Regions from separate parts of the Mus musculus genome. Here region 1 is linked to region 2. A link is a loop called in an ENCODE intact Hi-C map of the cell type or tissue named here. Cell type or tissue: left cerebral cortex. All regions are shown on one strand. Each heading gives the region's core, and the rest is flanking DNA. Links, peaks and the distances in the headings are about the cores only. Region 1 has its middle 2.6 kb from the start of Mir680-2. Region 2 has its middle 73 kb from the start of A730046J19Rik.

The links. Hi-C counts contacts between places; a loop is a spot of excess contacts. Peaks named below come from ENCODE experiments on the same cell type or tissue, not always from the same donor. Only the 100,000 strongest peaks of a DNase experiment are listed, where the experiment ranks them.
Region 1: it touches region 2 in a loop (8-fold over the local background); 7 of 42 quality-filtered maps call a loop at or near these places.

Annotation. Positions count from the first base shown.
Region 1 is chrX:144,292,974-144,297,373 of GRCm38, reverse strand. No RefSeq gene overlaps it. Among named protein-coding and RNA genes, the nearest start is that of Mir680-2, 2.6 kb to the left of the region's middle. In left cerebral cortex, for the core only: no CTCF peak of the experiment used is centred there; no DNase peak of the experiment used is centred there.
Region 2 is chrX:144,078,699-144,083,098 of GRCm38, reverse strand. No RefSeq gene overlaps it. Among named protein-coding and RNA genes, the nearest start is that of A730046J19Rik, 73 kb to the left of the region's middle. In left cerebral cortex, for the core only: a CTCF peak has its summit at 1,729 (motif pointing left); a DNase peak (open chromatin) is centred at 1,750.

The DNA of each region.
Region 1 (4,400 bases), core at 127-4,126, 210 kb before region 2:
AACAGCTGGAATGATGCAGGATAAAGCCAAGTTATTACTGGCCATTATTATTTCCCTCAATAGCCACTCATTGCCCACCCCTGCAAATGAACTCATATTTGTGAGACCATTAAGTCCTCCATGTGACTATTATGTGAAACTTTTTGGGATACAGTAACTTAACGAACCAGTAGCATCCACCAAGTCCAAATCTAAGAATGTCATTGGACAGCATCTGGGGCCCATAGCAGAGGTTTGCCTACTTTGCTGGGTTTGAACCCACCTATCTGATGTTCCCATCAAATCGTACTGACTTGTATGACATTTTTCAACTGAAAAGTGTTGATTTATGACTTCCTTTGTTGAATTACAGCTAAAAACTTCATGAAACTACTACCACATTGGTACATAGAATTTGGGGAACCTAAATCTCTCTGAACTCACAGGCCACAAAGACTTGGGTTTGGCTCCAGAGTAAAGTCTCCCTTTCTTGAAGGTTTTTTAATTTTGAGTTTTTCCATGTATAAGCATTTTGTCTACATGTATGTATGTGCACCAATTCCATGCCTGGTACCCAGGAGATCAGTATGCTAGCCATGTTTTGGGTACTGGTTCCTCTGCAAGAGCAGCAATAGCTCATTACCAATTGAACCATCTCTCCAAATTCAGTCCTCCTTATTGTAAATGGAAATTGTAGCTAATACTTTATAGCAGAGACTTTAGGCATGCACCAAGAGGGAGAACTCTTTGATGACTATAAGAGGTTTGGTTAAATTATTGTCATCAATGTTAGAGTGGCACAGAGTAAAATCCTTGATTGACTATAGCAAAGAACTACTCCCCCCAGTATGAAAGCATATTTAACAATAAAGCCATTGTCAAGTTTCGGATGCTTTATTATAAATTCTCTAATTTGTGAAGTATTTGCCTAGATACCATTCTATTTACACAAATTTAACCTGGGAATGGGCAAATGTCTCTTTTGAACTAATAGTTTTCCCCAGTCACATTCACCCATATAGTTATGTTGAGTTATTAGGCACTGTGAAGGAGGTATCCTGAATTTTGTTCTGCCTTTCTTCCTCTCTCTCTCTCTCTCTCTCTCTCTCTGAGATAGGGTTTCTACACATAGGCCTAGCTGTCCTGGAACTTGCTCTGTGGACCAGGCTGGCCTCAAACTCAGAGATCCGGATGCCTCTGCCTCCTGAGTGCTGGGATTAAAGGCGTGCACCACCCTGCCTAGCTTTGATCTGCTTTTCTATATTGAAGAACCTTAACTTGGGAAGACAACAATGAAAGAAAGGAAGAAACAAAAAAGGAGAGGTCATGCCTGCTCCTAGATATAGAGGAGGAGAGAGTTTATTGCAGATAAAAGGGAGGGCACAGCCAGAGGCAGGGACATCTGGGAATGGTCCAGAGTGCAGATAACCAGATTAAGTCAGGCCATGTGAGAGGAGAGAGGGGAGAGGAGAGGGGAGCCAGACCAAACGACCAGGAAAGGCAAAGGGTAGACAAAAAGGCCAGGTAATCAAAATGGTTGAATTGTATAGGCAAGGGCAGCTGGGAGAAGGGTAGCCCAGCCCCTGGGCTGGGGAAGTTTAAGGTAGGGTTCAAGTATTCCAGCCATATCTTGTAACAGGTAGAGACTGAGGGATGCTGGGAGAACTTGAGGCCGGGTCCACTTTAATATGTTAATGAGCACCTGTTAGCGATTTGTCCTGGGTTTTAGGCCTAACAAAAACAACTCCTAAGAGGAGTCAGCAATAGAATCATGAGTATTTTTAAAACAATACCCCATGGGACCTGTGTCTAATACTACTCAGGTGGCCAAGAACCTGAGCCTAGATAGTCCACAGACCTAGGGGAAACCCGAATACTTCTACTGATGGAACAGGAACTTAGCAACAAAATGACTCCTTGTGACATTCTGCTATACTCATAGAGCCTGCACAAGTCTAAGCCAGACAGGGTCCCAGTGCCAAGAGAAGATGTGGGCACAAACCCCATTCCTAACCCAGAGGCTATTTCCAATAGATAATCCCTCAAAAAAAATTAGGTTTATCAAATGGAGCCTTACTGGCGATACAAACCACATTCAAGGCCAGGTGTTACACCCATCTGTAGATGGTCAACACAAACTAAATGCAGTGGCATTTGAGCTTTTGGAGGTTTTTTTGTTTTCTTTTGTCTCATAATGCTTTGGGCATTTTCCTACCTTGCAGGTCTTTTCTTTTTTTTAAGATTTATTTTATTTTACTTTATTTATTATATGTAAGTACACTGTAGCTGTCTTCAGATGCACCAGAAGAGGGCATCAGATCTCATTACATTACGGATGGTTGTGAGCCACCATGTGGTTGCTGGGATTTGAACTCAGGACCTTCGGAATAGCAGTCGGTGCTTTTAACCACTGAGCCATCTCTCCAGCACCCCCCCTTTTTTTTTATGTTTCCCAGTATTGTGTTTTTGTAGGATTTCTGTGTAAGCAAATGTGTATGTCTCTATGACTGTATGTGTTTCTTTGCTTCTTTTTCTTTTTTTTTTATGTATATGAGTACATTGTGGCTGTACAGATGGTTGTGAGCCTTCATGTGGTTGTTGGGAATTGAATTTAGGACCTCTGCTCACTCTAGTCAACCCTGCTCGCTCAGTCCCAAAGATTTATTTATTATTATAAATAAGTATACTGTAGCTGTCTTCAGACACTCCAGAAGAGGGCATCAGATCTCTTTATGGATGGCTGTGAGCCACCATGTGGTTGTTGGGAATTAAACTCAGGACTTTCAGAAGAGCAGTCAGTGATCTCACCTGTTGAGCCATCTTGCCAGGCCCCTGTATGTGTTTCTTGTATATCTTCCTTGCTACTTATTTTTTCCCAGTTAGTTCGATTTGTTCTATTTTGGTTTATTTGTTTGTTTGCTGGATTTAAAGAATGCCTATTTATTTTCTAATGAGAAAAAGAAAGGTAGTGAATTTGAGTGGTTTGGGAGGTAGGGAGAATCTGGGAGGAGTTGAAGGAGGGAAAAACATAATCAGAATATATTGTATGAAAAAAATCTATTTTTTAATAAAAAAGAAAAAAAATCTGTTTATTTTACCAGCATAACATGATTTTTGTACTGACCAGTTTTATGCCAATTTGACACAAGCTATAGTCATCACAGAGGAGGGAGCCTTAATTGTGAAAATGTTTCTATAAGATAGGGGCAGTAGCTCGGGGTGGAGAGATGGCTCAGCAGTTAAGAGCAGTCAGTCTTAACTGAAGGTCCTGAGTTCAAATCCCAAAAACCACATCGTGGCTTACAACCATCTGTAATGAGATCTGACGCCCTCTTCTGGTGTGTCTGAAGACAACTACAGTGTACTTAGATAGAATAATAAGTAAATCTTTAGGCCGGAGTTAGTGGGGCTGACTGGAGTGAGCAGAGCTCCTGAATTCAAATTCCCAGCAACCACATGATATACCTAAAATAAATTAAAGAAAAAATTTAAAAAGATGATAGGGGCAGTAGGCAAGGTAAAAGCCTTTCTTTTCTTTTCCCCTCTTTTTCTTTTCTTTTCTTTTCTTTTCTTTTCTTTTCTTTTCTTTTCTTTTCTTTTCTTGTCTTTTCCTTTTTCTTTTTCTTTTCTTTTTCTTTTTTTGAGACAGGGTTTCCCTCTGTACCTTTGGCTGTTTTGAAACTCACTTTGGGGCTGGTGAGATGGCTCAGCGTTTATGAGCACCAACTGCACTTCCAAAGGTCCTGAGTTCAAATCCCAGCAACCACATGGTGACTCACAACCATCCGTAATGAGATCTGATGCCCTCTTCTGGAGTGTCTGAAGACAGCTACAGTGTACTTACAAATAATAAATGAATAAATAAATATTTTTTAAAAAAAGAAAAGAAACTCACTTTGTAGACCAAGCTGTCCTTGAACTGAGAGATCTGCCAGCCTCTGCCTCCCAAAGGTATGGAGCCACCATCACTGGGCTTGTAAGGCATTTTTAAATTCATGATTTATGGGGGAAGGCCTGGCCTATTGTTGTTGGTGTTGTCCCTTGGCTTATTTTCTGGAGTCCTATTAAGAAAATAGGTGAGATGGCTCAGCAGTTAAGAGCACTGACTGCTCCTCCGAAGGTCCTGAGTTCAAATCCCAGCAACCACATGGTGGCTCACAACCACCCGTAATGAGATCTGATGCCCTCTTCTGGTGTGTCTGAAGACAGCTACAGTGTACTTATTTATAATAATAAATCTTTGGGCCAGAGCAAGCAGGGACTGAGGGAGTGGAGGTGACTGGAGCAAGCAGAGATCAGGAAGGCTCACAACCATCTGTATAGCTACAGTGAACTCATATACATAAAATAAATCAATAAATCTTTTTAAAAAAATAAATAAAAAGCTAAGCAAGCCATGTTGAACAAGCCAGTAAGCAGCA
Region 2 (4,400 bases), core at 208-4,207:
GGTTTTGTGGGACTGGTTTCAGAGTTCTCCATCAAGGTCTGCTCAGGGCACTGACACAGACTGGAAAGAACCTGTGCCTCTGGCTAGGTGGTGTTCAGGAATCCCTGGATCCCACAGGTCCCATTTATTCCAGGTGTTGGGACAGATGTTGTTGGATGATGATATATTGAACTGTCAAATTCCCAAATCAAGTTATGGCTATCCATTCATATATAACAATCATATAGAGAACATAAGATATAAGATTCTCAAGCCTAGGGAAAAATTTCAGTGGTTGAGATGGCTTGTTACTCTTGCATGGGACCCAAGTTCAGTTCCTAAGTCCCACACAGGCAGCTCACAAGCACCTGTAACTCCAGTTTCCCGGATCCATTGCTACCTTATGGCCTTACTGAGCACTATACACATACTTACACACAGGATTAAAAATAAATATTTTATATCATGTTCACAGATGCCTTTAAAGACCATTTCTCCATTATAGAAGCCCAACTGTAGAAAAAGTAGACCCCAGCTAATTTCATCTGCATCAGTTTTGTTTCAGTATCATGAGAACATCATGTTCTGCTTTGTTCTGTTTGTTTGTTTTGTTTTATGGGCAGGATCTAGAGGTTCATTTTTCAGTTTGTGTAAGACTAGCTTTCAAAGAAAATTCAGTTTTCTTAAGGGCCATTCTGAAATAACAATTCTTAGTGTTACTAGCCTCTTATTAGACATTTTACTCTACAGATAATGGCATCTGCCTGTCAGTACTAAAGAGACTAATTTGATTTGGTAAAACATCTTTGAAATCTACTAAACTTATGAACTCTCCAAAAATTAACAAACAACAACAACAACAACAAAAACAAACAACAACAAAAAACCCTTGCAATTTTTTGTCCCTCTTCCTGCTGAGTTTTATTTTCTATATACCACTTCCCTTAAAAAAGTAGTTTCCTATTTATTTTCTTTTTTTAAAACCAGAGAAAGATTAGAATTGCCTGCCATTGGTCTTCCACAGTAATCTCTCTTTCCTCATTTCTGAAAAGAGGTCCATTCTAGCTGAGCTAGGACCTTCTTTTCCTAGGAGATCTTCAAGAGAAGGAACCAGCTTCCTACACCAATCCCCTCCAAGGCATACCCCCAGAGGCAAGTGGGTCTCCATGTCTTTTCACTGCTTGATAGTTCCACTCTCACACAGCCGTTACATATGATCCTTCTAGCTAACTCTTAGCCTCAGCTACATCTGGGGATCATCAACAGAGCCAGTATGATTTCTAACAGCCTCAAACCTTCATAGACTATAGTAGCTAAAGGCCTGTTGTAATATGGTCTTGTGGTCACTGTTTCTAGGTTTCTGCACGCAAAATCCAGTAGACTGCATTTTGAGACATTAGGAATGTGGAAGCTCAGTTTCACCTTAGGGGCTTGTTCCAGTGCCCCGCTATGCTCTCATAATTGCTCTTACTTATCTAGTGTCCATGAAGTGACCTGCGTTGAACCTGCTTCATGAGCCTAGACTAATAGCTAACTTCTCCTAACTTGCTTTTTTCAACTGCAAAGTGGGATGATCTAGGTCTGTTTCATATCACACAATTATCAACAAACAATGTCTCAAAATACCAAATGTAAATTTATTGTGTTTATTAAAAACAGCATAGAAACAAACAAAATAATTGTAAAGGCCCATTAAATTCTGAAAATGGTATTCCTTCCAACTGCTCCTTAAATTCCTAGTCTACCTTTTATATAAGGACGCCCTCTGCTGTTCTCTGGTATAATCTACTTCAGACCAGGAAAAAAAAAAAAACAAAAAAAAAAAACAGTACTTGGTCTGCCCATGCCCAATATAGTGTTGGGGTGACATTTGGAGATCATCTATTCTCATTTTAAAGATGAATCAGAATTGTATGCACATAGTAAGAAAGTGCCTAAAGTTAGTCACACCACAGGCAGATATTAGGTTTCTTGAATACGAGATTTATTTTCTTTGGTCAGAATGCCAGTACTTGAGGCATTCCCGTAGTCTGCATACCCGTAATCTGTGCATTCAGGAGGATAGGGCAGGAGAATTATAAACTGCTCAGTAGTTTAGACTACGTAGCAAATTTCAAGCTAAACTTGTTTATTTAATGAGGCCTTGTCTCAAGGAAACAGTCAAACCAAACCAAACCAAACCAAACTTTCTTTTGAGTTTAGCTTAAGTGTCACAACAGACTTGATAATCTTGACTGACTCTTGTTCTTCCTCCTATATTAACCTACCCAGTAACCCAGAATAGAAATCCAAAGTCACCTTTTATTCTATACATTCCTAACAAAATTTTGCTATGTAGGCTCAATCAATCCCACCTTCTAAGTGTTTACCCATTTCCCCATTGTGAACACTTTCATTTGAGACTTCATCATTGTTTTTAACCAATTAAATTTCAGTAGCTTTCTAAATGTTTCAAGCATCTGCTGGGTTCACTCAATCACTTTCATTCTATCAATAAACTCTTCCTTAAAAATTCTCCCCATAGGCCCTTGGACATATGAAGGCTCTATACCCCAGTGTAGGGGAATGCTAGGGCAGGGAGGCAGGAATGGGTGGATGGGTAGGGGAACTCCCTCATAGAAGTGGGGGGCGGGGAAAGGAAACCGGGAATGGGGATAACATTTGAAATGTAAATAAATAACATAACCAATAAAAATAAAAATAAATCCTCCCCATATCAACCAAAATAAGTCTTGATTGCATGCTTTCCTTCAAACAAGGAGCCTAAAATAATCCTAAAAATAAAAGAAGGGTGTTAGGAAACACAAAGGGGGGACAGATCCTTCCTCTTTGGAAGGATGAAGTATTGTGGCTCAAAACTGTCAAAGATCTTATATACATGTATGTAATACCATAATGAAACATCATAAATGTATTCTGCAATTAATATACACAAAATACACTTCAAAAATCCTCATATTACAGATAGTAGAGATCAACATTTAAAATATGCTAACATCCAAAATATATAAAGAACTCAAGAAGCTATCCTCCAAAAAAACCAAATAACCTAATTAAAATAACAGAAGAATCTCAAATTGCTGAGAAGCACTTAAAGAAATGTTCCAAGTCCTTAGTAATCAGAGAAATGCAAATCAAAATGACCCGCAATTCCACCTTACATCAGTCAGAATGGCTAAGATCAAAAAACTCAGCAGATGCTGACAAGGATGTGGAGAAAGAGGAACACTCCTCCATTGCTGGTGGGATTGCAAACTAGTACTACCACTCTGGAAATCAATCTTGTGGTTCTCCAGAAAATTGGAAATAGTTCTATCTGAAGACTCAGCTATACCACTACTGGGCGTATAACCAAAAGATGCTCCAGCATACCACAGGGACACATCATGTTCCATTATGTTCATAGGGACCTTATTTGTAATAGCCACAAGCTGAAAACAACCTAGATGTTCCTCAAAAGAATGGATACAGAAAACGTGTTTCATTTACACAAAGGAATACTATCCAGCTATTAAGAACTAGGATATCATGTAATTCACAGGCAAATGGATGGAACTAGAAAATATCTTGAGTGAGGTAACTCAGACCCAAAAGGACATACATGGTATGTACTCACTAATAAATGGATATTAGCCAAAAAGTACAGAATATGTAGGCTACAAACCTCAGAATTTAAGAAGTTTAACAAGCAGAAACACCAAGTGGGGGCTTTAATCCCACTTAGTAGGGGGAAGAAAATATTCACAGGAGGCAGAGGGAGGATTTGGGCAAGAGAGAGGAGGGGAGGGGAAAGGGAAACAGGATCAGGTACTGGTAGTGGTGTGTGTGTGTGGGAGCACCGGTCGGGGCAGGAGAGAAGCCCAGAGGGCTGGCAGAATGAATCGAAATATGCAGCCTCACAAGGTGGGGAAACAATTTAGAAAGTACCAGAGACCTGGGAGTCAGGACTCAATGGGAATGTTAGTGATCTTAGATGAAATGCTCAACAGTGGGGAGAGGGAACTTGAAGAGTCCACCTCCAGTAGATAGACAGGGCCTCAAGAGGAGGGATTGTGTTACCAACCCTCAGTCAAAATTTCTGACCAAGCAGTGTTCCTGTCTAAAAGAACTGCAGGGACAAAAATGGAGAAGAGACTGAGGGACAGGACCAACTGGGGATCCACCTCATAAGGAGAGGCCAAGGCTTGAGGCTATTACTGATGCTATGGTGTGCTCACAGACAGGAGCCTAGCATTGCATCCTCTGAGAGGCCCTACCAACAGCTGACTGAGACAGATGCAAATACTTACACCTAACCACGGGACTGAAGTCAGGAAGCCCTATGGTTGAATTAGGGGAAGGATGGTAGAAGTAGAAGAGGAGGGCTACCCAACAGGAAGACCAACAGTCTCAACTAACCTAGACTCCAGGGAGCACCCAGA